3 separate regions of the Homo sapiens genome follow, and all the other regions are linked to region 1. Evidence: chromatin loops called from intact Hi-C (ENCODE). Cell type or tissue: PC-9. All regions are shown on one strand.

Evidence for each region. A loop is a pair of places that touch in the nucleus more often than their neighbours do. Peaks named below come from ENCODE experiments on the same cell type or tissue, not always from the same donor. Only the 100,000 strongest peaks of a DNase experiment are listed, where the experiment ranks them.
Region 2: it touches region 1 in a loop (10-fold over the local background); 11 of 110 quality-filtered maps call a loop at or near these places.
Region 3: it touches region 1 in a loop (8-fold over the local background); 2 of 110 quality-filtered maps call a loop at or near these places.

Annotation. Positions count from the first base shown.
Region 1 is chr1:155,318,757-155,326,756 of GRCh38, forward strand. It overlaps FDPS (farnesyl diphosphate synthase), which reads left to right. Exons shown (of 11, transcript NM_002004.4): 8 at 100-172; 9 at 855-932; 10 at 1,038-1,172; 11 at 1,653-1,909. The coding sequence ends at 1,853. RUSC1 (RUN and SH3 domain containing 1) reads left to right here and starts at 2,138. Exons shown (of 10, transcript NM_001105203.2): 1 at 2,138-2,235; 2 at 2,932-4,374; 3 at 6,089-6,187; 4 at 6,346-6,422; 5 at 6,560-6,734; 6 at 6,811-6,916; 7 at 7,108-7,154; 8 at 7,824-8,000. The coding sequence starts at 3,018. RUSC1-AS1 (RUSC1 antisense RNA 1) reads right to left here and starts at 5,420. Exons shown (of 6, transcript NR_145424.1): 1 at 5,322-5,420; 2 at 3,487-3,681; 3 at 2,869-2,939; 4 at 1,047-1,176. RefSeq lists silencers at 2,080-2,229, 4,210-4,449, 4,740-4,969, 5,010-5,209, 5,550-5,919 and 1 more and enhancers at 2,845-3,828, 6,000-6,209, 7,396-7,953. In PC-9, CTCF peaks have their summits at 4,710 (motif pointing left), 4,911 and 6,538 (motif pointing left); DNase peaks (open chromatin) are centred at 4,565, 5,075, 5,625 and 6,505; H3K4me3 peaks cover 3,494 bases; H3K27ac peaks cover 909 bases.
Region 2 is chr1:155,168,958-155,176,957 of GRCh38, forward strand. KRTCAP2 (keratinocyte associated protein 2) reads right to left here and starts at 4,347. Exons shown (of 5, transcript NM_173852.4): 1 at 4,264-4,347; 2 at 3,781-3,935; 3 at 3,608-3,671; 4 at 834-900; 5 at 451-603. The coding sequence starts at 4,267. The coding sequence ends at 483. It overlaps TRIM46 (tripartite motif containing 46), which reads left to right and starts at 4,892. Exons shown (of 10, transcript NM_025058.5): 1 at 4,892-5,072; 2 at 6,429-6,690; 3 at 6,931-7,274; 4 at 7,975-8,000. The coding sequence starts at 5,010. RefSeq lists enhancers at 3,727-4,006, 4,110-4,618, 4,197-4,296, 4,497-4,546, 4,619-5,127 and silencers at 4,877-4,966, 5,136-5,430. In PC-9, CTCF peaks have their summits at 4,417 (motif pointing left), 4,618 and 7,856 (motif pointing right); DNase peaks (open chromatin) are centred at 4,374 and 7,854; H3K4me3 peaks cover 2,437 bases; H3K27ac peaks cover 929 bases.
Region 3 is chr1:154,971,174-154,979,173 of GRCh38, forward strand. It overlaps CKS1B (CDC28 protein kinase regulatory subunit 1B), which reads left to right and starts at 3,508. Exons shown (of 3, transcript NM_001826.3): 1 at 3,508-3,631; 2 at 6,814-6,941; 3 at 7,552-8,000. The coding sequence starts at 3,573. The coding sequence ends at 7,604. MIR4258 (microRNA 4258) reads left to right here and starts at 4,520; the gene lies at 4,520-4,610. It also overlaps a transcript of SHC1 not described here. RefSeq lists enhancers at 3,004-3,153, 3,604-3,753, 3,854-3,913 and a silencer at 3,244-3,333. In PC-9, no CTCF peak of the experiment used is centred here; DNase peaks (open chromatin) are centred at 1,588, 2,668, 3,368, 3,798 and 2 weaker places; H3K4me3 peaks cover 5,854 bases; H3K27ac peaks cover 6,584 bases.

The DNA.
Region 1 (8,000 bases):
AGGGGAGGTGAGGGACAGCGCGAACCATGTCTGGACAGCGAGGGAGGGCTCAGGATGTGCATTGCCCTCCTGAGGAGTTTCTCTTCTCCCCTTACTCAGGTACAAATCTATTGTCAAGTACAAGACAGCTTTCTACTCCTTCTACCTTCCTATAGCTGCAGCCATGTACATGGTGAGTGAGCCTCCTCACCCCTCTCTGCTCTGCTGATGGGGGCTTTTGGACAGCAAGGCATAGAGCAGAAAACGTGAACACTGCTACCCCTGGTGAAAAACTGTGTGACCTTGAGCAAGTCGGTCTCGCTCAGTCTCTTTCCTCAGCTGGGGATAAAATTCCTACTTCACAGGACTGTAAAGATTAAGCAAGGCAAGGGATATGAAAGTGCTTAGCACATAATAGGGGAACAATATATCCTGTATCTGAGTATGGATAGGAGTGTGGAGATCATCCAGGTTGAGAGGGAGAAGAGTGGATTAAAGACAGTCAGTGGGATTAAGTGTCTACCCTGACCTTGCTTCTCTACATTTCCTTTTCATCTTGAAAGAAGTTGGAGGTGGCAAAAATATTAGGAAGGTGGATCAGAATGACTTGGGGACTGACATTTGTGAGGGAAGAGACAGGCTGTGCACCTCTAGAATGGATTCATCTCTTTTATGACTCCCAGGAAGGCCTAGCCAAAAATAAGTGGGATTGAGGTTGGACCATCAGTCAGGACTGTCTAGGTCAGGGAAGCCAAGATGTCTGAAGAGAGAGGAAAGATTTGGGGCTGCAGTAGGGCAAGACCCCATGGGAGGAAGCAGCCAGGAAGATGCCGGCACCCCTGGGGTTTGGCTTATTAACCCCCCTTTCCCTGCAGGCAGGAATTGATGGCGAGAAGGAGCACGCCAATGCCAAGAAGATCCTGCTGGAGATGGGGGAGTTCTTTCAGATTCAGGTAAGAAGGCAGGAGGCAGTAGCAGAGAACAGGCACCAGCTTCACTCCTCCTCTGCCCAGGAACCTCATCCTTCCTCTTTTGCTGCCCTCCCCCTCCCTGCCCAGGATGATTACCTTGACCTCTTTGGGGACCCCAGTGTGACCGGCAAAATTGGCACTGACATCCAGGACAACAAATGCAGCTGGCTGGTGGTTCAGTGTCTGCAACGGGCCACTCCAGAACAGTACCAGATCCTGAAGGTGCCTGAGAGAGGGTGGTGGGTCCCTGAGTTGGTGGAAAGGGATAGAGCAGTGGTTCTCAACTAGAGGCAGTTTTCCTCCCGAGGGGACATTTGGCAATGTCAGCAGACATTTTTTGCCATTGTCATTACAACTCTGTGTGTGTGCATGTGGTACAGACATCTAGTTGGCAGGAGCCAAAGATGTTGCCAAACATGTAGTACACAGAACAGCTCCCCCAGACAGGATTATCTGGTCCCAAATTTCAATAGTGCCAAGGTGGAGAAACCCTGGAGTAGAGGATGCCTGGTATGAGGCAATATTTGGGATAGGGAAGGGAAGCTTGGGATTTTAGCTACGTAGAGACACTTGAAAATTGGAGGGAGGAAAGGAGTGGGTGGCTTTGGAGATGTTCTGGAATATGTGAATGAGGGGAGTGGAGGGGTCCTGGAGGCTCTGGGGAAGGCCAAGCCCGTTTTCCTGTCTTTCAACCTCTTCCAGGAAAATTACGGGCAGAAGGAGGCTGAGAAAGTGGCCCGGGTGAAGGCGCTATATGAGGAGCTGGATCTGCCAGCAGTGTTCTTGCAATATGAGGAAGACAGTTACAGCCACATTATGGCTCTCATTGAACAGTACGCAGCACCCCTGCCCCCAGCCGTCTTTCTGGGGCTTGCGCGCAAAATCTACAAGCGGAGAAAGTGACCTAGAGATTGCAAGGGCGGGGAGAGGAGGCTCTCAATAAATAATCGTGTAACCTTCTTGTGGTTCTGTTCTTGCTCGGCCCAGCCAGAGTCTGGCTCTTTCCAGAATGTGCAGGGTGGGGTGCTGGGAGGACTCGCTGCACGGAACCAGGACCCAGGGGCCAAAAGCTTAGGATATATCAAACCCTCTAGGTGGGTGACAAAAGACGCTAAACGCTGGGGGCGGGTCTGAGCTACGCCACGCCCATGCGCGAAGGGGTGCAGCTGCGCAGCGCAGGGTAGGTTGTGCTAGTGCCCCTCCCCTCCCGCTCTGTGCCCCGCCGGGCGGGGACCGTGGGAGCCGCGGACAAGCCCAAGGCCGGAGCGGTTCCAGGAGGACCCTGGTGAGGAGGGCTCGGCCCATGGGTGTAGACCGATGGACCTGGGCACGAGGGGCGGGGCAGGACAAGGGAGCAGGAGAAATGAATAGAGAAAGGGTGCGGTGGTGGCTGAACGATGGAGACGAATGCGGAGAGAATGGACATACCGCTGTTCCGAGGGGCGAGGGCGCAGGCTGGAGCCCGGCCGAGGCAGCCAGCAGATGCGGAGTTGACAAGCTGACGGCTGCTCCATCCTTTTCCTCTCCAGCCCCCACCCCTTTCCTGCATTCACCAGACAAACTCTGCGTATTGCCCCACCCCCATCCTCCACCTCCTTTCAGGGCATCTGGGTGGGTCTCCCTGGGTCCCTTCCTCTGGGAGTAAGGGGTAGGCTGGAGGGCAGGGCCAGATTGCGGCAGCAGGGACCTGGAGGTCCATTCTGGGCCCGGACCTCTTCCAGGCCCCCGCCCCCCTTCGGAGATCCAGAGCGCAGCCGCGTTCTCTGACCCTCCCGGCTCCATTCCCGGGGGGTTACATTCGACTCCATCTGCAAACACTGCAGTGGAAACTAATGGTCAGTCGATTGCGATTTGCATCTCATTGAAATATCTTCCAAAGCAGCCAGAGCCTTCAGGCCTGCTGCTGCCGTCAAGTCACCTCGGTGTCCTTCCCCGCAGCTCTTGTCCTCACTGGCCGGGCTTCACCACCTCTGTCTTCTAGGTCTGCACCTGTGGTTGCCAGGTAGGTGGATGTGAGAGACCCTACCCTTCTGGTTCTCTAGAAGCCATCCCATCGCCGCTAGCATCATGCTGTCCCCTCAGAGAGCTTTACTCTGCAACCTCAACCACATCCACCTCCAGCACGTCTCCCTGGGCCTGCACTTGTCCCGCCGTCCTGAGCTACAGGAGGGGCCTTTGAGCACACCCCCTCCTCCAGGAGACACTGGGGGCAAGGAGAGCAGGGGCCCCTGCAGTGGCACCCTGGTGGACGCCAATTCCAACAGCCCAGCTGTGCCCTGCCGGTGCTGCCAGGAGCACGGTCCGGGCCTAGAAAACCGGCAGGACCCGTCACAGGAGGAAGAGGGGGCTGCCTCTCCCTCAGACCCAGGCTGCTCCTCCTCACTCAGCTCCTGCTCAGATCTTAGCCCCGATGAGTCCCCTGTCTCAGTCTACTTGCGGGACCTCCCTGGTGATGAGGATGCCCACCCTCAGCCCAGTATCATCCCCCTGGAGCAGGGCTCCCCACTGGCTTCAGCAGGCCCTGGCACCTGCTCACCGGACAGCTTCTGCTGCTCTCCTGATTCCTGCTCCGGAGCTTCTTCTTCACCCGATCCTGGCCTGGACTCGAACTGCAACGCCCTGACCACCTGCCAGGACGTCCCTTCCCCAGGCTTGGAGGAAGAGGACGAGAGGGCGGAGCAGGATCTCCCTACCTCTGAGCTCTTAGAGGCGGATGATGGGAAAATCGACGCTGGGAAAACGGAGCCCAGTTGGAAGATTAACCCAATTTGGAAAATTGACACAGAGAAAACTAAAGCTGAATGGAAAACCACTGAAAACAATAACACTGGTTGGAAAAACAACGGGAATGTTAACTCTAGCTGGAAAAGTGAACCTGAAAAATTCGACTCTGGTTGGAAAACCAACACAAGAATAACTGATTCTGGCTCGAAAACAGATGCAGGGAAAATTGATGGAGGATGGAGAAGTGACGTCAGCGAGGAGCCGGTGCCCCACCGGACAATCACGTCCTTCCACGAGCTGGCCCAGAAGCGCAAGCGGGGCCCAGGGCTGCCCCTTGTCCCGCAGGCGAAGAAAGATCGCAGTGACTGGCTCATAGTCTTCTCGCCCGACACCGAGCTCCCCCCCTCGGGGTCGCCGGGCGGCTCCTCGGCACCTCCTCGGGAAGTCACCACCTTCAAGGAACTCCGGTCCCGAAGCCGGGCCCCAGCCCCGCCAGTCCCGCCTCGAGACCCCCCAGTTGGCTGGGCTTTGGTCCCGCCCCGGCCCCCACCCCCGCCTGTCCCTCCCCGAAGGAAGAAGAACCGACCTGGACTGCAGCCCATAGCGGAGGGGCAGTCCGAGGAGGGCCGGGCTGTCAGCCCAGCGGCTGGCGAGGAGGCCCCAGCCGCGAAGGAGCCGGGCGCGCAGGCCGGCCTGGAGGGTAAGAGGTCGCAAGAAGCGGGAGGAGGGCTGGGCTTCGGCCGCTCACGCCTCCTAGGCTTCCAACCCGGCCCCCTGTCTTCCCTCCATTCTGTGTCACCCATCCTCCCCGCCCCTTCTACCAGGGAGCGCTCCGGGAAAGGGAAACTGGGTGGGTCATTGGGTTATGGGACTAACTGTTTGCTCCCTCTTCTTCCCGCCCCTTCTTGCCTGGCTGCCCATCCCGCTGCCCTCCTTCCCTCTGCGCCTGGCCCCGCCAATCCCGCCTGCAGCCGGTCCCCTCCTGCTCCCTCGGCCCCTGGTTTTCCGGTTCTCGGCCGACGGGCGCCCCCTGTTGGAGGGTGGGGGCGCAGGCGCAGCTGGGTCTCTGCTCCTGGCTCCTCTGGCCGGGTGGCCCGGCGCCGGGCTGCGGCTGCTGGGGGCGCCGAGCCCCCCAGAGGAGCAGCTGCTGCCCGTCCGCCTGTCCCCGGTGGGAGCCTATTCGCCTCCGACTCGGGGAGCCTTGCCCTGCCTGGCCAGCCCCGAGCTGGCACTGCTGCTGTCCCCGCTCTTTCCCAGAAGTAGCACCTTCCCCGCCGCGGCTCCCCCACCCCGCCAGGTACCCGCCCCCCCGCTGCCACCGCAACCTCGTCCGCCGAAGGCCCCTCGCTGGACCAGGAGCCCATCGCCTCCGCCCAGGCTACGTAAGACGGACCCGGGCTAGCCCCGCGGGCCACGCCTCAGGCGGGCCGCCCCGCCCACTCTCGCCCGGCCCCGTTTTCGCTTTTTTTCCGGGGTTGCCCAGCTTAGTCCCGCCCTTCAGTTTAAGCCGACTCCAAGCAAGTTTGTCGGCCTTGGGGAGTCTGGCCCCGTTCCTAGTGCTGGAGGGGGAAGTTGTTGCCTTTCCTGCTCCGTGGGCCGGCCCCCTCTCCCTCCAGACCCACCTGGGCATAGTGGACGCGGGCTTACCCAGCCTCCATGCCAAGTCTAGGGGGTCCCAGCGAGTCTGTTGTTAGGGGCTTTGGGTCACACCCTCTGTGGAATTCCTTGGCCTGTGCAGCTCGGGCCTGCCCCCCGACCTTGCTAGGGAGGGGTGGAGGGTGAAGCTCCCGGGAGCTCATTGGCACTAGAGGTTCTGGCCACGCCCTCTCCGCGAGTCCAGTCCCACGCGGGATGAAGAGGGCACCCTCCGCCAAGAGGCTGCTGCGGGACCCGGGTTTCCCCTTTCCGGCGCCTTCCAGCCTCCCAATCCTCGGGTCTCGCCTCCCTCCGTCTCCTCCCTTTCCCCTGTCTGTCTTTCCATTGGTCCATGCCGCCCACGTGCTCCCCGGGGCTCCGCAGGCAGGACTGGGCCCCGGGGCGGTGCGCTGGGCTACACCTCCCTCCCCGCGCCCCGTCCTCTCCCGCCCTACAGGCCCTAGCAGGGCAGGCGGGAGGTGAGCGCGGCCATCCCGCTCCCGGAGTTCCGGGATCCTGGAGGTGGGGGCTGTGCCCTGAGGGAGGGCACAGGGAACCGGGATGGGGCTGGGGGACAGCGAGTGCTGGGAAGTGTGCGAGATTTCACTCCGGGGCTCGGGTCGAGCTACCCCGTGCTTCAGGCGGTCCTGCGCCTCCTCTCCCCAAGACCCTTCGGGGACACAGCACTGCAGACCCGCCGGAGACAACTTGTGCGGGAGCCCGGAGTCCTCGGAATAACACTTGGTAAGTGTTACCGCGCCCTTCTTCCCTTACGCCAGTCCGTAGTTCGTGGTCCTTCGCCGGTGTCCCCGGAGCCCAGCGGCTGTGGATGGCAGAAGCCCAGAGTGGGACTGGTCAGCTGCAGGAGCAGAAGAAAGGTAGGGCACCCTGACTCCCGACCCCGCGCTTCCGAATAAACTGCCCTTCGCCCCCGGCCCTGCTCTCAGGCTGTCCGAAGGCAGTCTCTCCACGCCCCTCGGGCAAGCCTGGGTAGGGGCGCGGCCTCCTAGCGTCTTCCCTTTCCCACTCCTCCCAGGTCTTCTGATAGCCGTCAGCGTCTCCGTTGATAAAATCATCTCGCATTTCGGGGCCGCCCGGAACTTGGTGCAGAAGGTGAAGGTGGCTGGGGGGAGGCTGTTGGGATGAGGAGAGTAATGGAGCTCCGCGGGGGGTGCGGGAATGGTTGGCGGGAGGTGGCTGGGAGGTGTCTGGAGGGATCTCTGGAGCCATCGGCATCGCGCCACCTCCAGGCCCAGTTGGGTGATAGCCGGCTGAGCCCGGATGTGGGGCACCTGGTGCTGACCACCCTCTGCCCGGCCCTCCACGCCCTGGTGGCGGACGGGCTGAAGCCTTTCCGGAAGGACCTCATCACCGGGCAGCGCAGGAGCAGCCCCTGGAGCGTGGTGGAGGCGTCGGTGAAGCCAGGTGAGCCAGGAGGGCGTGGGACCCGGCAGTGCGCAGGGCAGGGCCGGGCTTGGCTGACTGCACCCCACGTTCTCAGGCTCCAGCACCCGCTCCCTTGGAACCCTGTATAGCCAGGTCAGCCGTCTAGCCCCGCTGAGCAGCAGCCGTAGCCGCTTCCATGCCTTTATCCTGGGCCTCCTCAAGTGAGTTGCCTTCTTTCCAGTGCCCTTCCCACGACCTGGGACTGCAGGAGCGTCATGGGTGGGACACAGTAGTAGTGCCTCACATCCCCAGAGAAGGCCCCCCCTCTTCCAATCTCATCTCCCATCCTCCACCCAGAGAGGACTGGAGTCCTCCACCTCCCTGAACTTCCATTCCCTCTTTTCTCCCCTAGCACCAAGCAGTTGGAGCTGTGGTTTTCCAGTCTCCAGGAAGATGCAGGTCAGAGGTTCAGATGGTAGAGGATGGGGCTGATGGGCTGGGAGGATGGGAAGGAAAGAGTTCTCTCCTGCTGGTTCCCACTGCTGCCAGAATGCCATTAATCCAGATCTCCGATCTTATTACTCTTCTAATTAAAACTTTCTAAGGAGGCCCATCGCCCATAGGATGAAAGACCCAAAGCCTTGGCTGTCTGGCCTCTGCCCTCTTCCCCTGCCTTGGAGGGTCTTGCCAACAGTCTTCCCGCCTGGCCCTTCCTGCTCCAGGGCCCTGCTTATGCTGTTCCTCTACCTTCTGCCCCTCCTGCTTCCTCTGAACTATCATTCATCCTTTGAGTCCTTCCCCAGTGAGGCCCTACCTCTACCCTCGGACTAGGCCAACCCCCACGCCTCATTTTGTATGTGCTTCTATGGCTCTCCTGTCCTCCTCCTCTGTAGCCTTTGCACTGTCTCTGTTACTTGTCACCACTTGCTGTGTGTGTCTTCCTATTTGGGCTAGGTTCCATGCAGGCGGGGATGTCAGTCCTATAGCCCACCACATCCTTCCTCCTCTCTGCCCCAGTGCCCAGCAGAGTGAGGCCTGGGAAGATGTGTGCTGACTGGTGGGCTGCTCTGGGGGGTCTTCTGGGACTAGGTCCAGGGCAGGAGCTGATGTTGGCCTGCTCTTTTCCAGGCCTGCTCTCCCTCCTGTACCTGCCAACAGGATTTTTCTCCCTGGCCCGCGGTGGTTGTCCCTCCCTGTCCACAGAGCTGCTGCTCCTGCTGCAGCCATTGTCGGTGCTCACTTTCCACCTGGACCTGCTCTTTGAGCACCACCACCACCTGCCCCTGGGCCCACCTCAGGCCCCTG
Region 2 (8,000 bases), 150 kb before region 1:
AGCATCAGGAGAGAAGTCCCACCTATGCACTTGCAGCAGGGGGCTGATTTGCTTAAGGCAGGGAGCTGGAGTGGCAAAGATACCACGTGGAACCCCGTGAAACAGTGTAGGTATACGGGACCTTTCCTTCCTTTACTCTTTTGCTCCAAGATCCCTTCTGGTACTGACGGACAGGACTTCCTGCATTGCAGCCTTTACCCCTTTCCCCAAAGAACACGACTGCAGAACATTCATGTACTTTTCTTCCATGATGAGACTCACACAAGTATATGCCACTCCAGTGGCACTGACAGTATTCAACAGATAACTGGTAAAAATTAATGTGGGAGGAAGGAAAGCCTCACTATTCCCAAGGTCTGAAAACAGAAGGTGCCCAAATGTCTTAACATTCTGTACATCTAAGCTGGATACTGGTAGATGACACCCACAACATATCACAACTCACAGAGCTACAAAGAATCAACTTTATTGAACATTCAGGGTCAGTTTCTCTTCTTGCTCTTGCCTGTGACCTTGGCTGGTGTGAGGACTGGAGCTGCTGCCTGGTACAGGGTGGAGGAGATCTTGTTGATGTAGTACAGACCAACCATGGAGAAGATGAAGCTATATGGTGAAGACAGAAAGGTCATGGCACCAGTGGGCATCTGCCAGCCTGGTGCCTCCTAGGGAAGACACTAGCATCAAGGAAAGAATCCAAGTTCAAGTTTAGGAAAACGGGGAGGGAGAACAGAGAGAGAGGTAGGTGTGGAAGGAAAAACTCTGGCACCATCACAGTAAGATCCAATGCCAAAAAACGGAATGCTACACCCCTTACCCAGCTGTCAAGAACATACCAGGTGGTGACACAGACTCGGTGGATGAGGCCAGATGCAAAGAGAGCCAACAGGAGGCACAGGAGAACTAGGGAGGCAAGAAGAACAAGGAGGGCAACGGTCAGAATGGAAATACTAGGCATCTGCACATGGAGTCCAGGAGAAATCCGGGGCTCTCTGAATCCTGGGGAACCTGCTTAGAAGGGTAAGCGTGACTACAGCAGGAGGATTCTGATTACCTTAATGATACCCAGAACATGGAGGTAGGAGGTTGAGTGTGGTGGCTTGCACCTGGAATCCCAGCACTTCGGGAGGCTGAGGTGGGCAGATCACTTGAGCCCAGGAGTTTGAGACCAGCCTGAACAACAAAGTGAGACCCATCTCTTAAAAAAAAAAAAAATTGAATTAAAAAAAATTTAGCCAGGTAGTACAGTGGTACACATGCCTGTAGTCCCAGCTATTCAGGAGGCTGAAGTTGGAGGAACCCTTGAGCCAGGAAGTTCAAAGTTGCAGTGAACTGTGATCGCACCACTGCACTCCAGCCTGGGCAACAGAGTGAGACCCCGTCTCCAAAAAAAAAAAAAAAAAAAAAGAACATGGATGTAGATGTATGCTTTTTTTTACCAGCTCTGCCCCATATCTCACATAACTTCCCTACCCTGGCTTTCCTCCCATAAAAGGAAAAAGGAAAGGTGATGGACAACAGAGTCTGAAGGGCAAGGTGTGTTCCCATTTGGGGAACCCAGTTAAACCCTTTCCAAAAGAAGCCAGACAATGAGAGTCAATTCATTAAGCTGGGTGACCAGTGGTGGAAGTTGAAGGCCTTGCTCCCTGGACACAGGTTGGAGGGCAGAGTGCTTGGATCTACTTCTTCATGGGGGCAGGAAAGGATTTTAGGTTACCTGGAATATGATGGGAGAGAAGGTGAGAGGACAAAAGCAAAGACAAACAGGGCCCCACCTGCCCAGGTGGAGAGGGCAGAGAAGGCAAAGTGGGCCAAGAACTTTGCCCCACCACAATGGCATCTTTTCTTTTTTTATTATTTTTTTTTATTTTTGAGGCAGAATCTCACTCTGTCGCCCAGGCTGGAGTGCAGTGGTGCAGTTTCAGCTCACTGCAGCCTTGATCTCCTGGGCTCAAGCGATCATCCCACCTCAGCTTCCCGAGTACCTGGGACTATAGGTGCGTACCACCATGCCCGGCTAATTTTTGTATTTTTTTGGAGAGACAGGGTCTCTCTATGTTGCCCAAGCTGGTCTTGAATTCCTGGGCCCAAGCTATCTGCCAGCCTACACCTCCCAAAGTGCTAGGATTACAGGCGTGTGCCATCCCACCCAGCCAATGGTTTCTTTCAGAAGCAACTGAAAAGCCAGGCACAGTGGCTCACCCCTGTAATCCCAGCACTCTGGGAGGCCAAGACGGGTGGATCACTTAAGGTCAGGAGTTCAAGACCAGCCTAACCAACATGGTGAAATCCTATCTCTACCAAAAATACAAAAATTAGCCAGTTATGGTGGCGCACGCATGTAATCCCAGCTACTCGGGAGGCTGAGGCAGGAGAATCGCTTGAACCTGGGAGGCAGAGGCTCCAGTGAGCTGGGTTCACACCACTGTACTCCAGCATGGGTGACAGAGCGAGACTCCATCTCAAAAAAAAAAAAAAAAAGAAGCAAGTGAAGGTAATACATATGGAAACAAAACCTAACAGAGAGAAGTCCCGGGGCTACTGGATGGAAAGAACTCTGAAGCCTGCAAAAGGGCTATGCGGAGAAAGCAAGTCCTAGAGGGGGGCAAAGAAATGAGGGCAGCCAGGCACAGTGGCTCACACCTGTAATTCCAGCACTCTGGGAGGCTGAAATAGGAGGATCACTTGAGCCCAGGAGTTCGAGACCAGCCTGGGCAATGTGGTGAAACCCCATCTCTACAAAAACTTAAAACAGTAGCTGGGTGTGGTGGCACTCACTGGTAGTCCCAGCTACTGGTAAGACTGAGGAGGGAAGATTGCTTGAGACCAGGTCAAGGCTTCAGTGATCACATCCCTGCACTCCAGCCTAGGCGACAGAGTAAAGCCTTGTCTCAAAAAAAAAAAAAAAAAAAAAAGAGAAAAGATTAAGGGCAACCATGATAGATCTTTGTTTTACCACATGAGGGTTTTACATGAGATTGCATCTGCTGTGAATTTCTGAGCACGTGGCATTCCTTAAGTAATCTGGCCTTGACACTTAATTTGCTTTATAAACTTAATTCTCCATAAATAACTGAATCATCAATTCTTGATTACATGAGCAATTGAACAAGAATTATTCCAAACAGGAAATAATCTAACAGTTATTCTGATTTGGTCAGGATTCCTGCTGCCATAGATATTTGGTGCCTCTAGTATTTAGGCTCTTCACAATTCCCTCAAATAAGTAGAATTCTCTAATATTGAGTTAACTTCACATCAGAACTCCATAGTGAACTTGGTCCTGCTGCTTCTTCTGGTGGGAACAAGGACCGCCTCCCAGCGAATAGATGCAAAACATCAGCCCAAATTTGCCTGTTCCCCTCAAACCTTCCCTGGGAGCTGGCCAGAAGGTACCAAAGTTTCTTGCTTTCAAAGGCCTTCTCTTCCAGCTCCAACTCCAGGAGCTATACAAGGTGCAGAATCGAAAAGCGTCATCTGTCTTCAGACAGCTTCAGTAAATATATTTCTCCTTAACAACCTTTCACCTAAGCATCTGGAAATTCAATATCATGTTTCAGGAGGTTAAAGAGGAGAAAGTTCAAATACTCAAGCTCCAATATTCACTTACTCTCAGGGAAGATCTTTGCTTGGAATCCTTTGCCAAAGACAAGATTCTCCAGATTATTGAAGGCCTGGTTGAGGGAGTTAAGGAGTAGGGTGTGCAACGGGGACAGAGCTGTGTGGGGAAGGGGAAGGGCACATGCCTACGTGGCCCGCCCCCTCCAACTGCAGGGAGGATACAGTGAGCGAGAACACGAAGAGACCCGAACCAAGCAGGCCGCCCTGGATGGTGAGCCACTCGGTGGAGGCCAGCTGACGGCTGTACATCTGCATCCCAGCAAAGAGCAGCAGGGACAGGAGGGAGGAGAGCGCCAGCGAGGTGCCCGTACCCACCACTGGAGGGGATGGGAGAAGGGACGGAGAGTCAGGCTCCGCCCTCCCTCCGGCAAGCTACGGGCAGATCAGCCGGTCCGGAAGCTCGGTGGGCCGACCCCCTCCAAGAACTCCCGGGACTGCAGCCACACGCCCCAACTCCCCACACCGCGCGGCAACCCCTACGTATTCCCCAGCCCCGGACACCCCGAACCCTCCCGTCCGGTGGAAATGCCCGCTCCCGGTGGAACCCAGGACACGTCAGCTCTGTCGGGAGAGGACGAGGAAAGCTTGTCCACCCAAACCCCGACCCCCTCTAGGACTTCCTGGGGACCCCACCGGTCCTGTTACCCATCATGCCCCGCCCGTGAGTCCAACCGGCGCCTCTGGCCAAGAAAGGCGAGCTGAACCGGGTGCGGTTAGCTATGCGCATGCGTCAGCGCTTACCGCGGACTTGCTACTCCTCGCGTTCTCCTCTTTCTTCCTCTCAGTGCCTGGACGCAGCGCCCTCTTGCGACAGGGAGGAAATAATGCGTCGAGGGGGCATCCTCGGCCACCGCCCTGGTCCTCAGGCTTTCCTCGTACCTGGTGCGTCTGCTGCCACTCTGTACAAGGTGCACTTATCTCTTTAAGTCATTGGGCCCATGCCTGTGGCATCTATCCCATCTCTGTCTTCTTTGCCATTTCTTTCATCTCTAGTGCACGTTCCTCAAACCTCCCTGCCCCATGCCTCAACATCTCCCAACCTAAAATTTAGTGCTCCCAACCAGGAACTCATTTTCCTCCGAAACTAATCCCCCGCTTTATATGAGTAAAATTAGGAGCCAATGAAAAATGAGAATGTAAGAAATGGCTCCCCCGTCAAATACCTTTCCATATTCCCCAACCCCCCGACCGGCTTTCGAGAACCACGTGGGGAGAACTATTTCCCACCCCCTACCCCGACGGGCGCTGTTCGAGGCTGGTCCCGGGAGCATGCGCAGTGACACCTCAACCCCCAGCCCTCCTCACACCCCCACTGGGCTCCTGCATTAAGCCCGGGGTTCGCAGCCGCAGCCGGGATCGGGCACCCAGGGGCGGGCGGGCACGGTAGGGCCATGGCAGAGGGTGAGGATATGCAGACCTTCACTTCCATCATGGACGCACTGGTCCGCATCAGTGTGAGTTAAGGTGGGGTCGAGGGAAGGGGAGGGGGCGTATAGGGTTCTGGGGCAAGCTGGGACCTGGAACAGGTGGGGATCCAGGAAGATGCTGGGATGTAGACAGGGGGCTAGCGATGGCAGAAACGGCTGGGAGGGTCGGGATGCAGGTATGAGAGGGTAATCCCGGGAGCAGCCCGGAGGTGAGTGCCGTGAAGGCGTCGGTGTGCTGGAGCGTGAGGAGGAGCTAGGAGCAGCCCAGACGCAGCGGGTGGGCTGGGGTGGCCTCCAGCAGTGCACCGGGGCTGGGGCTTCAGGGGAAAGGCCCTGTTATGAGAAGAGGGACGTGTGAGCTTGGATATTTTCCAAGAAAACTGAGGACAGGTGGGGGATGATGTAGGAGCCGCCCCACAGTGCAGTTCCCAATTTGGACCCCTCCCCAAGACCCCACCCCACGCACCCCCACTCAGGGCTGCTTCCGAGCCTGCGGTTGTCATGGCAACCCGTGCCTGGCTCTCCCAGGGGCGGTGCCAACCGTGTTCCCCCCCACCACTTCCTCCCCCCCTCCTTGTTCCTCCCTCCTTTGTGTCAGCTGCGCCCCTGACCGGGATGGCTGCGAAGAGAGGGACCAAGGTGAGGTGTGGGGGTGGGGCATAGCCTGAGGACCCCCACTCTCGCCACCAAGAGGGGGAGGGGACTTCCGGTGGGGAGGGGGCGAGTAGGCGGGGCTCTTGATTCCCCCGCTAGTTCGGAGAAGGGGGTGCCGCTGACCGGGTTGCGCTGCGGGAGAGGGCGGGAGGGCCTGATGGGGGCGAAGGGGAATGGGTTGGTAAGACCGATGGGGAAGTGAAGGATGGGGAATGGAGGCTGGAGTGGCCGCAGGCCGGAGCTGCGGCAGGAGGACGTATGGAGCGAGCAGGATGGAGTGCCAACCTCGCCTGGCTATCGGGAGGAATCACGGCATGGGGGTGCTGCTAGAGAAGGGAGTGGGGGTCTGCATGGAGCTGCAGAATGGGCGGTGTCCTTGAGAAAAATGCCAGGGGCAAGCTGCCCAGAGATGGGGGATGGAGGCAGGTGAGGGGGCTGCCAGCTGGGGCTACTGCAGCTGGAGAAATGGGGATTGGGCTTGAGGCTGGAGCAGGCACAAGCTCCAACCGTCCCTCCTCTGGGCCTTTAGCTCTGCAGCGGGGAAAGAGAAGCAAGGGACAGAGGTCTGGGAAGGTCTGTGAACCAGCCCAAGGCAGGTGCTCTGGAAAAGCTGCAGGTAGCTTGTCTTGCTCCTTCCTCAGACCCCTAGGGTATCCAAGGGCAGCCAAGGGGCTGCTGAGGTATGCCTAAGTGTCCAAGCGCTGACCTAGCCTCCTGGTCCCTCCACAGACCAGCATGAAGAACATGGAGAAGGAACTGCTGTGCCCAGTGTGTCAAGAGATGTACAAGCAGCCACTGGTGCTGCCCTGTACCCACAACGTGTGCCAGGCCTGTGCCCGAGAGGTCTTGGGCCAGCAGGGCTACATAGGACATGGTGGGGACCCCAGCTCCGAGCCCACCTCTCCTGCCTCCACCCCTTCCACCCGCAGCCCCCGCCTCTCCCGCAGAACTCTCCCCAAGCCAGACCGCCTGGACCGGCTGCTTAAGTCAGGTGGGACTGGGGCCTGTAGGGTGGGGATGGGAACGCTGAGCTATTCATCAGGAAGATGGAAGAAGTCCATCACTGGTCAGAGGCATCTGTCTGTCTTTCTGGGGGGTGGAGATACTGCTTACGCAGGCTCTAATGAGAGCTGAGCTCTGGCACAATGAAAATCTAATTTAATTAAACAGGCTTCCCCACACCCAGCCAGCTGTAACTCTCATGTCCTCTACCTCCCTGGTTCACCCACAGGCTTTGGGACATACCCTGGGAGGAAGCGAGGTGCTTTGCACCCCCAAGTGATCATGTTCCCGTGCCCAGCCTGCCAAGGTGATGTGGAGCTTGGGGAGCGGGGTCTGGCAGGGCTTTTCCGGAACCTGACCCTGGAGCGTGTGGTGGAGCGGTACCGCCAGAGTGTGAGTGTGGGAGGTGCCATCCTGTGCCAGTTGTGCAAGCCCCCACCACTAGAGGCCACCAAGGGCTGCACAGAGTGCCGCGCCACCTTCTGCAATGAGTGCTTCAAGCTCTTCCACCCCTGGGGCACCCAGAAGGCCCAGCATGAGCCCACCCTGCCTACCCTCTCCTTCCGACCCAAGGTGAGCCAGCCCTTCCAAGGCCTGGGGAGGGAGGGACATGCTGCTGCAGGTGGGTGGGGGTGCCTGGCATTGTGGGTTTCCAAAAGGAAGTGGGAAGGGTTTTCCAATGCTAAGCACCTATCTCTGTAATCTGTCACAAAGTCACTGGACAAATCATTCAACAACTTTGGGCCTCCATCTCATTTACATCCCTGTAGGGGGATGGTAGTATCTGCCCTGCAATGTCCATACCTAAAGGGTTGCTGAGAGGATGGTGTGAGATAATGTTTGTTCACTAAAAAGTGTTACCTGCACACTGAAAAGGTCTGTGTGCATTCACTCACTGAACAAATATTTATTGAGCACCTATGTGCATGGTGCTATTCTAGGTGTTGGAGATACAGCAGTAAACAAGATGGACAAGGTTAATTATTAACTACCAGGCAAAGATTAATTGGCATCATTATTACTGTTATTACCATATATCCCAATGAGAGAGATGAAGGGAGGTGCAATGCTGGTGAAATGGGCACCGCCCGGAGACTGCAGGAAAGGCTCTTTGATGCCAGTATGTACCACCAGGTGGCACTGTGGAGCACCACCAGCGGATGTCTCCACTCCCATCTTGCCAGTGGAGGAGGGCACCAAACTGCTGTAGTGGTAGCATAGCACCCTTACCCACACCATTGTCTGACCATCACATTGTTCTTTGTGTCCCTAGGGCCTTATGTGCCCAGACCACAAGGA
Region 3 (8,000 bases), 350 kb before region 1:
TCGAATTCCCCCACCCTCTCTATGCCCGAAAGCTGGCTGGCCCCAGCCCAGGCCACCCCCAACCGCTACCCCATACAGTAAGCCTGGGCCATTAGCATCCTCTGCTACAGCAGCTGTGGACTGGAGCTAGCGAAGTGGGGATGGGAAGTAAGTGGTCCCAATGGATGCAGAGCAGGGCCAAGAGGAAGAGCAAAGCTGGTGAAAAAAGGGGAATAAAGTTCAACCTGGATGATACATCAGGAAGCTACCAGGCAAGAAGGGAACAAGAGGACATGCTGGTCACGGCTTGTTCTCTACGTATGCCATCTACCACACCAAGACCGATGGCTCATAGCCAAGCACTGTCCTGTCTCCCCTTTCCACAGGGCTTGTTAACACAGCACACTGTCAAGGGTGAGAATGAGGCAATCAGGTCCCCACTCCCACTCCAAACCACCCCAATTCACATCCCTCCTCTTACAGGGCCCTAAGCCCCACCAAAGAGCACAGCATCCTTCACACCAGGGAAGGAGCCTGGCTGGAGGAGGTGGAAGAAACAGTTCTCCAAGAGAAGTAGAAACTACAGGCCAGGAAGGGACAGAGAGATCAGAAGACACATCTGCGTCAATAAGGACAGGAGAAAAATAAGTACAGGAGAAAGGGGTGTCAGGAGAAGATGGGTTGAAGCTGGACACAGGGAACAGTCCCAAACCCATTCCTGCCACCCACGGCTTCCTGCCACTGCTCTTCCGGAGAATGCCACAGGCAAAGCTGGAAAGTGACCAAAAAAAAAAAAACAAAGATACGTATTCCTACCGGGCGCGGTGGCTCACACCTGTGATACCAGCACTTTGGGAGGCTGAGGCGGGTGGATCACCTGAAGTCAGGAGTTCGAGACCAGCCTGGTCAACATGGTGAAACCCTGTCTCTACTAAAAATACAAAAATTAGCTGGGCGTGGTGGCGGGCACCTGTAATCCCAGCTCAGGAGGCTGAGGCAGGAGAATCGCTCGAACCCAGGAGGCGGAGGTTGCAGTGAGCCGAGATCGAGCCATTGCACTCCAGCCTAGGTGACAAGAGCAAAACTCCGTCTCAAAAAAAAAAAAATACGTATTCCCCCCAGCTCACCTTGGAATTACCCTTAGATTTACTTCAGAGAATTAAAATATAGATAGATAATTATCCTGATTAACAACATTAACACTTGAAGTGTGTTAGATGCTGTGCTTAACTCTTACATCTCCCCTTAGTGCTCATTCCAGAAGAGCTTTGTCACTCTGCCAGCCAATCCTGAGAAGGAATTTTATCACTTCATTTCCAGCCAGCTCTCGGGCATAGAGAGAATGAGGAAAGGATTCCACCATAGCCTCACACCCCCAAAACACACAAACACACACTAGGATGTCCCTCATCTGTAGAGATGATGTTCTGTGGGAGCCTACAGTATCCAGAGCCAGGGAAGGACCAACGGGTGTGGGCGTTCGGAAGAAAAGAAAGACGTATGACTCTTGAAATTTACATAGGGAGAAAGGAGATTGCCTACTGGAAGTCCAGGTGATTGGGTGTAGGGGAAAAGCTGTGTGTGGCTTCGCAGCCCAACTGGGAGGAGGGGACAGGGGCGGGAAGTGGCAGGAAATGGCGAAAGCCTCAGGAATGTTTCCAGCAGGGAAGGCTGGGCAAACGGGGCCAGGAGGAATGCCCAGACAAGAACTCTGGTTAGGGGGAGGGGAAGAGACAGAGAAGTAGCGACTGAACTGTCCCTTAAAAAAAAAAAAATCAAACAACAAAAAGAGCACTATTATCTACCCCCACTCCAAACTACCGTTCTTCTGGTAGTAGAAAACTTTTGCTCATGTCACACCCACATGCCACACACCAACAAATCCATGGTCTTATCCACTTATGTCTAGGAAGGCCTAGAGCTACTTCTGGGATGAGGTTGGTCCTGGGAAGGGAAAGCCAGGAAGTGAGGCTGGGAGTCTGAGGGCAAGTCTCTCTCTCCCTCTCGTGCCAAACCCCACGTTCAGCCCTTTCAAATAGTTCTACCCTTGGAGGAGGTTAAGAAAGAGGAAAACGGGGACGGGCGCAGTGGCTAACGCCTGTAATCCTAACACTTAAGGAGGCTGATAAGGGTGGAGCACCTGAGGTCAGGAGTTCGAGGCTAGCCTAGCCAACATGGGGAAACCCCGTCTCTACTAAAAATACAAAAATTAGCCGGGCGTGGTGGTGGGCGCCTGTAATCCCAGCTACTCAGGAGGCTGAGGCAGGAGAATCACTTGAACTCAGGAGGCGGAGGTTGCAGTGAGCCGAGATCGCACCATTGCACTCCAGCCTGGACGATAAGAGCGAAACTCCGTCTTAAAAAAAAAAAAAAAAAAAAAAAAGATAGAAAGGAAAACGGAAAACGGCTGCCTTTAATCTCACTCCTTACAGCCAGAGATGGGAACTTTGACTTCCCACCTGGGGGAGCACGAGAGTGCTCGGAAAACTGATCCCAAGGCCCAAAAAGAGAAAGGACAGGAAAATATAAGCAGGTGGAGTTTCAGGGATTGACGACAAGGCTTTTCAGCTGATGACCCAGGTCCCACAAAGATAAAGCTCCTAAGGGGGCGTGGTCCCCTAAGGACGCGAACTTCAGACTTCTGGGCGGGGAGGCTTTCTGGACAGTCAGACGTGGATTACGGAGGGGGCGTGGCTTCGGAGGGGCGGAGCTTCAACAAATTCGAATCGTTCTTTGAAGAGCAGGGTTTTGCCCTTTTGGGAGATAGGCCTTTTGACAGGAGTTAGCCGAGGATCGTTGCTAGGAGGCGGAGTTTCGGAGAATGGAAGGAGTAACGAAGGGTTTCTCGTAGTAGGGCTTGGAACGTGTCGGGGGGTGGGGACTTCCAGAAAAACTGGGCGACAGGGTGGGGTCGGAGACAAAAAATAAAAATCAAGTCGGGGTTCGGGGGAGCCCCCTGAAGTTGGGAGGTGGGACTTCCGGGGAGAGGGGTCTCAGGGGCGGGACTTATAAATGAAGACCGGAAGTGGGGTCCCGGGAGAGGGGTTCCGGGGTGAAAGAGTGAGTCACCTAAGGAGAAAAAAGTCAAGACTCACCAGGGCCTCATGGAGTCTCCGCACCGCACCGCGGGCCGATTTGGTGCCGGATCACGCCACTGCCAGCTTAGGTTACCGCTCCAACTTTCTCCCCGGGCCCTGCCTCCCTGGAGAAACTTTATTACACTCACTTCCGGCCTCACTAACCCCTGACCCTCTACCTCAGGGTCCCTCCTTCACGCTTCCCACTTTCCCGAGTTAGCCAATGGCAGCGCGAGATCGCGCACAAAGGCAGTGGTGGCCAATAAGACGCCTACTTTTGACCCACGCTCGTTCTTGAGAAGCGTGAGAACTGCCCTCCAATAAGGATCCGAAGAGAAGTAAATCTAAGCCAATCGGAGGCTTGAAAGTAGAGGTGTCCCGCCTCGAGCCAAACGGACCAATAGGAAGTGCGGGCGGCGTGTTTGAAAGCGAGGCCAAAGTGGGTGGGAGCGCGTGCTGTTGGGAGTTGCTTGGAGGTTGGCGGCGCGGGGCTGAAGGCTAGCAAACCGAGCGATCATGTCGCACAAACAAATTTACTATTCGGACAAATACGACGACGAGGAGTTTGAGTATCGGTTAGTGCTGGCGCGGGAGCAATAGCGAGGGTCGTGAGCTTTGGCCGCTGAGGGCACAAGGAATTAGTAACAGGAACTGAGGCGATAGAATTGGCGCATGCGTACGAGGTGCGAACGGGCAATGGTGTGATATTGTGGAAGGCGTAAGGCGCATGCGCGGAGGTGGGAGGCGCTCGTAAAACAAAGTGGTTGCGAATTTGGAGTCGCCTCTCAGTAGAGAGGAGAGAGGGGTGGGCGTGGTTAGGGTACTGACCACCCTCACCCATGAGGCTTTCTGGATCATTCTCTGAACTTTATCGGGCAAACTTAACTTGCCTTGTAGAGACTGTTTCACAGTAATCTTGTCGAATCCAGTGGGAGAACGTAGCAAAAGCGGAGCTGGAAGTTTCCTGGCGTCCCTAACAGGAGAGTAGCGCTGAGAGAGTTGAATATTGCTTATTAACTCGTGAAAAAGACAAGGGGCGTGGTTGTCTGGCTTGTGTAAGGAAGGGGATCGCTTGGGACTGCAATGGAATAAAACTGGCTAGGAGCATTGAGAAAATACTTAATATGGGTCTAATAGATGCCCTTTAAATATCAAAGGGAACAGTTACGGAATACTTAACAGGTTTCAGGTGTTCTGCTAAAGTGCAAGGATAACACATGGTCTCTGCTGTTCACAAATTTAAAAATCTGTGGGTGGTACCGACAGACACCAGAAAGGTGACACACGCTATGCAAGGAGCCATTACAGGGTGTGATGGGAGCACACAAGACTTGCTAAGGAGAGGGAACTGGCGACCCGAAGGCTGCGGCTTCCTAGCTGTGAGCGGGGGTTGAGGTGGGGCTAGAAAGTCAGTCCCCTACTTTTGCTAACTCCAGGACGCTCCCCCATCCCACGCTTCGAGAACGCCCCCCGCCCCGCCACCGCCTTGGAGGCTGACCTCTTACTTTCGGTCGGTCTTCTTCCCTGGGCTTGGTTTGGGGGCGGGGGAGTGTCCTAAGGGCCAATTCAGCGTGATGTCTCTTTCACCACCATTGAAAACGAAACCAGTAGTAAACTACGCGTGTTTTCATTTATATGTCGGAGATAAAAACACAGGGACAGAAAGAGGGGAACAACAGACATTGGGGCCTGCTTGAGGGAGGAGGGTGGGAGGAGGTAGAGGTTCAGGAAAAAAAAAAACTGTCGGGTACTATGCTTAGTACCTGGGTGATGAAATAACCTGTACACCGAACCCCCGAGTCAGGATTTTACCTATATAACAAACCTGCACATGTACCCTTGAACATGAAACTTAAAATACTGAGAGGAAAAACGGAAGAGGGAATGTTGGGGAAAGCTTCCTAGAGGGCAGAGCCTGAGATGAGACTCTAAGAAAAAGGTATGTGGGAGGAAGCACCTCTTGACTGAAATTGTTTAGAAGACACTGGATAGCCATCTGCCAAGGATGGTGATGATGGAATCCTGGCACTGGATGTGGCATTCGGGCTTGATAAATTTTAAGTGCATAATCTAGATTGGGAATAAGGGAAGACACAGGATTCCACAAATGTTGGCATTATGCTAATCTGTATTAATTGTAATAATTAAGACCACTTCCTGGTTTGTATCTTGTCTCCTCAGTTGGAGAACATAAAATGAAAACTTGCTTTTCTTGTGTCTCTTCACCCAGCCTAGTTCAGGGCTTTGGGTCTTCCAGAGAACTCGATGTGCATTGACAAATACATAATCATCTTTATGCCAAGACGGCTCCAGACCCTCCTTTAATTAACTTTCTTTTCCTCAGCTGTTTTCCTCTACATCTGAACTAAACTAACTTAAAACTGTATGTGCTTATAAGAGATTTGTGGAGCTGGGAAGGAATCACCATTTCATCCCCTGGAAGATGAAACTCTTGGCAGTGGCACTTTGGTTTAAGAGGGGTTTTTTGGTGTATGTATTGAAGCCAAATTTCGTGCCAGGGTGGTGTTAGAATGTGAGCTATTTTCATTATATTTGGACTAGAATTTTTTCTTTTAGGAGAATGGTGGGGAATCACTGTTACTAGCACAGAGGGAGAACTTAGTACATTTTCATTGAGCATGACGAAGACTATGTGGATTAGTTTGATTCACATCAGGGTAATAATTTTTTTGCTATGAAGGGAGACTTATCCTTGGTTAGAAAAGCACGGAATTTACCCAGAAAGTCTCAAGGTACATCCCTCCAGAGTTAGGAAAATAAGATTCAGGATAGATTTAATTTTTTTTTTAAGAGACAAGGTCTTGCTTTGTTGCCCAGACTGGAGTGCAGTGGCTATTCACAGGCACAACCATTGTGCATTGCAGCCCTTTCTTTTTTCTTATTTTTTTTCTCTTTTTTTGAGACGGAATCTCACTCTATCGCCCAGATCTCAGCTCACTGCAACCTCCGCCTCCTGGATTCAAGGGATTCTCTCCTGCCTCAACCTCCCAAATAGCTGGGATTACAGGTGCATGCCACCACACCCGGCTAATTTTTGTATTTTTAGTAGAGACGGGGTTTCACGTTGTTGGTCAGGCTGGTCTCCAACTCCTGACCTCAAGTGATCCACCCACCTCAGCCTCCCAAAGTGCTGGGATTACAGGCATGAGCCACCGCCCCTGGCCTATTTCTTCTGTATTTTAATCAGATTTCAAACTTCATACTGTATCTTTTTCAAACTCCTGGGTTCAAATGACCCTCCTGCCTCAGCCTCCCAAGTAGCTGGGACTGTAGGTTTGTGCCACCATGCCTGGCTTAGATTTTAAAGGACAAGATAGTTCATTTCATCCTTTGTAATAACTTGTCCACACAGTACTTCATAAAAGGCCTTTCCTCGCCACAAAATAACTTCTCTTCCTTCCTTCTAATTATTAACACTGTGTGCTCCGTGGGGCTCCCATTATGTTGTAGATAATCAACTAGAAGACTATAAGGTCCATGAAGGCGGAGAAAATGTGCCTTGAACTTAAGTGCTCATTCACTGGAATTATTCACTAATTTGTATTTTTAATATACTCTCGGAATTTATATAACATAGCCTGTATTTCTAGCTGCTGCTACCCCACAATAAAATTATATAAACTCTGACATCAAAAACCAGTTTTTCTTTCCTTTCTTGGCCTTGTAAACAGGCATTTGTCTAAGAGACTGTATCTGGTACTAACATAAATTCCCCACTTCCCCGTTTCTGTTACAGACATGTCATGCTGCCCAAGGACATAGCCAAGCTGGTCCCTAAAACCCATCTGATGTCTGAATCTGAATGGAGGAATCTTGGCGTTCAGCAGAGTCAGGGATGGGTCCATTATATGATCCATGAACCAGGTCAGTGCACTGGCTAAAAACAACCATATAGAACTGCTACACTGAGAGAATGAAAGAATAAGATTGTATAACCCAAATAGGGAGATAGGAAATGGTTTACTGGTTCCTTCCCCCTCCAGTCGTGGGGGATTTTTTTAAAAAAAAACTAGTGACCAAAAATAAGACTAAAATATCTGGGAAGTTCAGAGACAACCTGTCACTGAAAAACCTCCTGTAATCTTTCATTCAATCAGAGGGTATTCTTTTTAAGGCCACATATAGCCTGATCATAGCCCCTGCCTCATTCTCCATCGAAAACATTCTTGGATGTGTTCTAAATAAGCAAAGGAAAGTATATTTATTGATAAGACACCAGACACCCAGCTGCCAGGCAAAACTAATAAGGGACACCCTGGGGCTGTATAAACATAGCAAAAGAACTGATATTAACAATTCTGTACTTGGCAGACAGTCCAGACTTCTGGGTCTGCTTCTAAGGCCATATGCTTAAGTCTTTATTTAGTTATAAAGATCTGAGTGGGTGATAGCTGGGGAGGTGGTAGTGGAATACACTATAGGTTGTACATAGAATGGTGTGAGCTTGTCTCTTAGATTTCCCTCACTCTTTCAGAACCTCACATCTTGCTGTTCCGGCGCCCACTACCCAAGAAACCAAAGAAATGAAGCTGGCAAGCTACTTTTCAGCCTCAAGCTTTACACAGCTGTCCTTACTTCCTAACATCTTTCTGATAACATTATTATGTTGCCTTCTTGTTTCTCACTTTGATATTTAAAAGATGTTCAATACACTGTTTGAATGTGCTGGTAACTGCTTTGCTTCTTGAGTAGAGCCACCACCACCATAGCCCAGCCAGATGAGTGCTCTGTGGACCCACAGCCTAAGCTGAGTGTGACCCCAGAAGCCACGATGTGCTCTGTATCCAGAACACACTTGGCAGATGGAGGAAGCATCTGAGTTTGAGACCATGGCTGTTACAGGGATCATGTAAACTTGCTGTTTTTGTTTTTTCCTGCCGGGTGTTGTATGTGTGGTGACTTGCGGATTTATGTTTCAGTGTA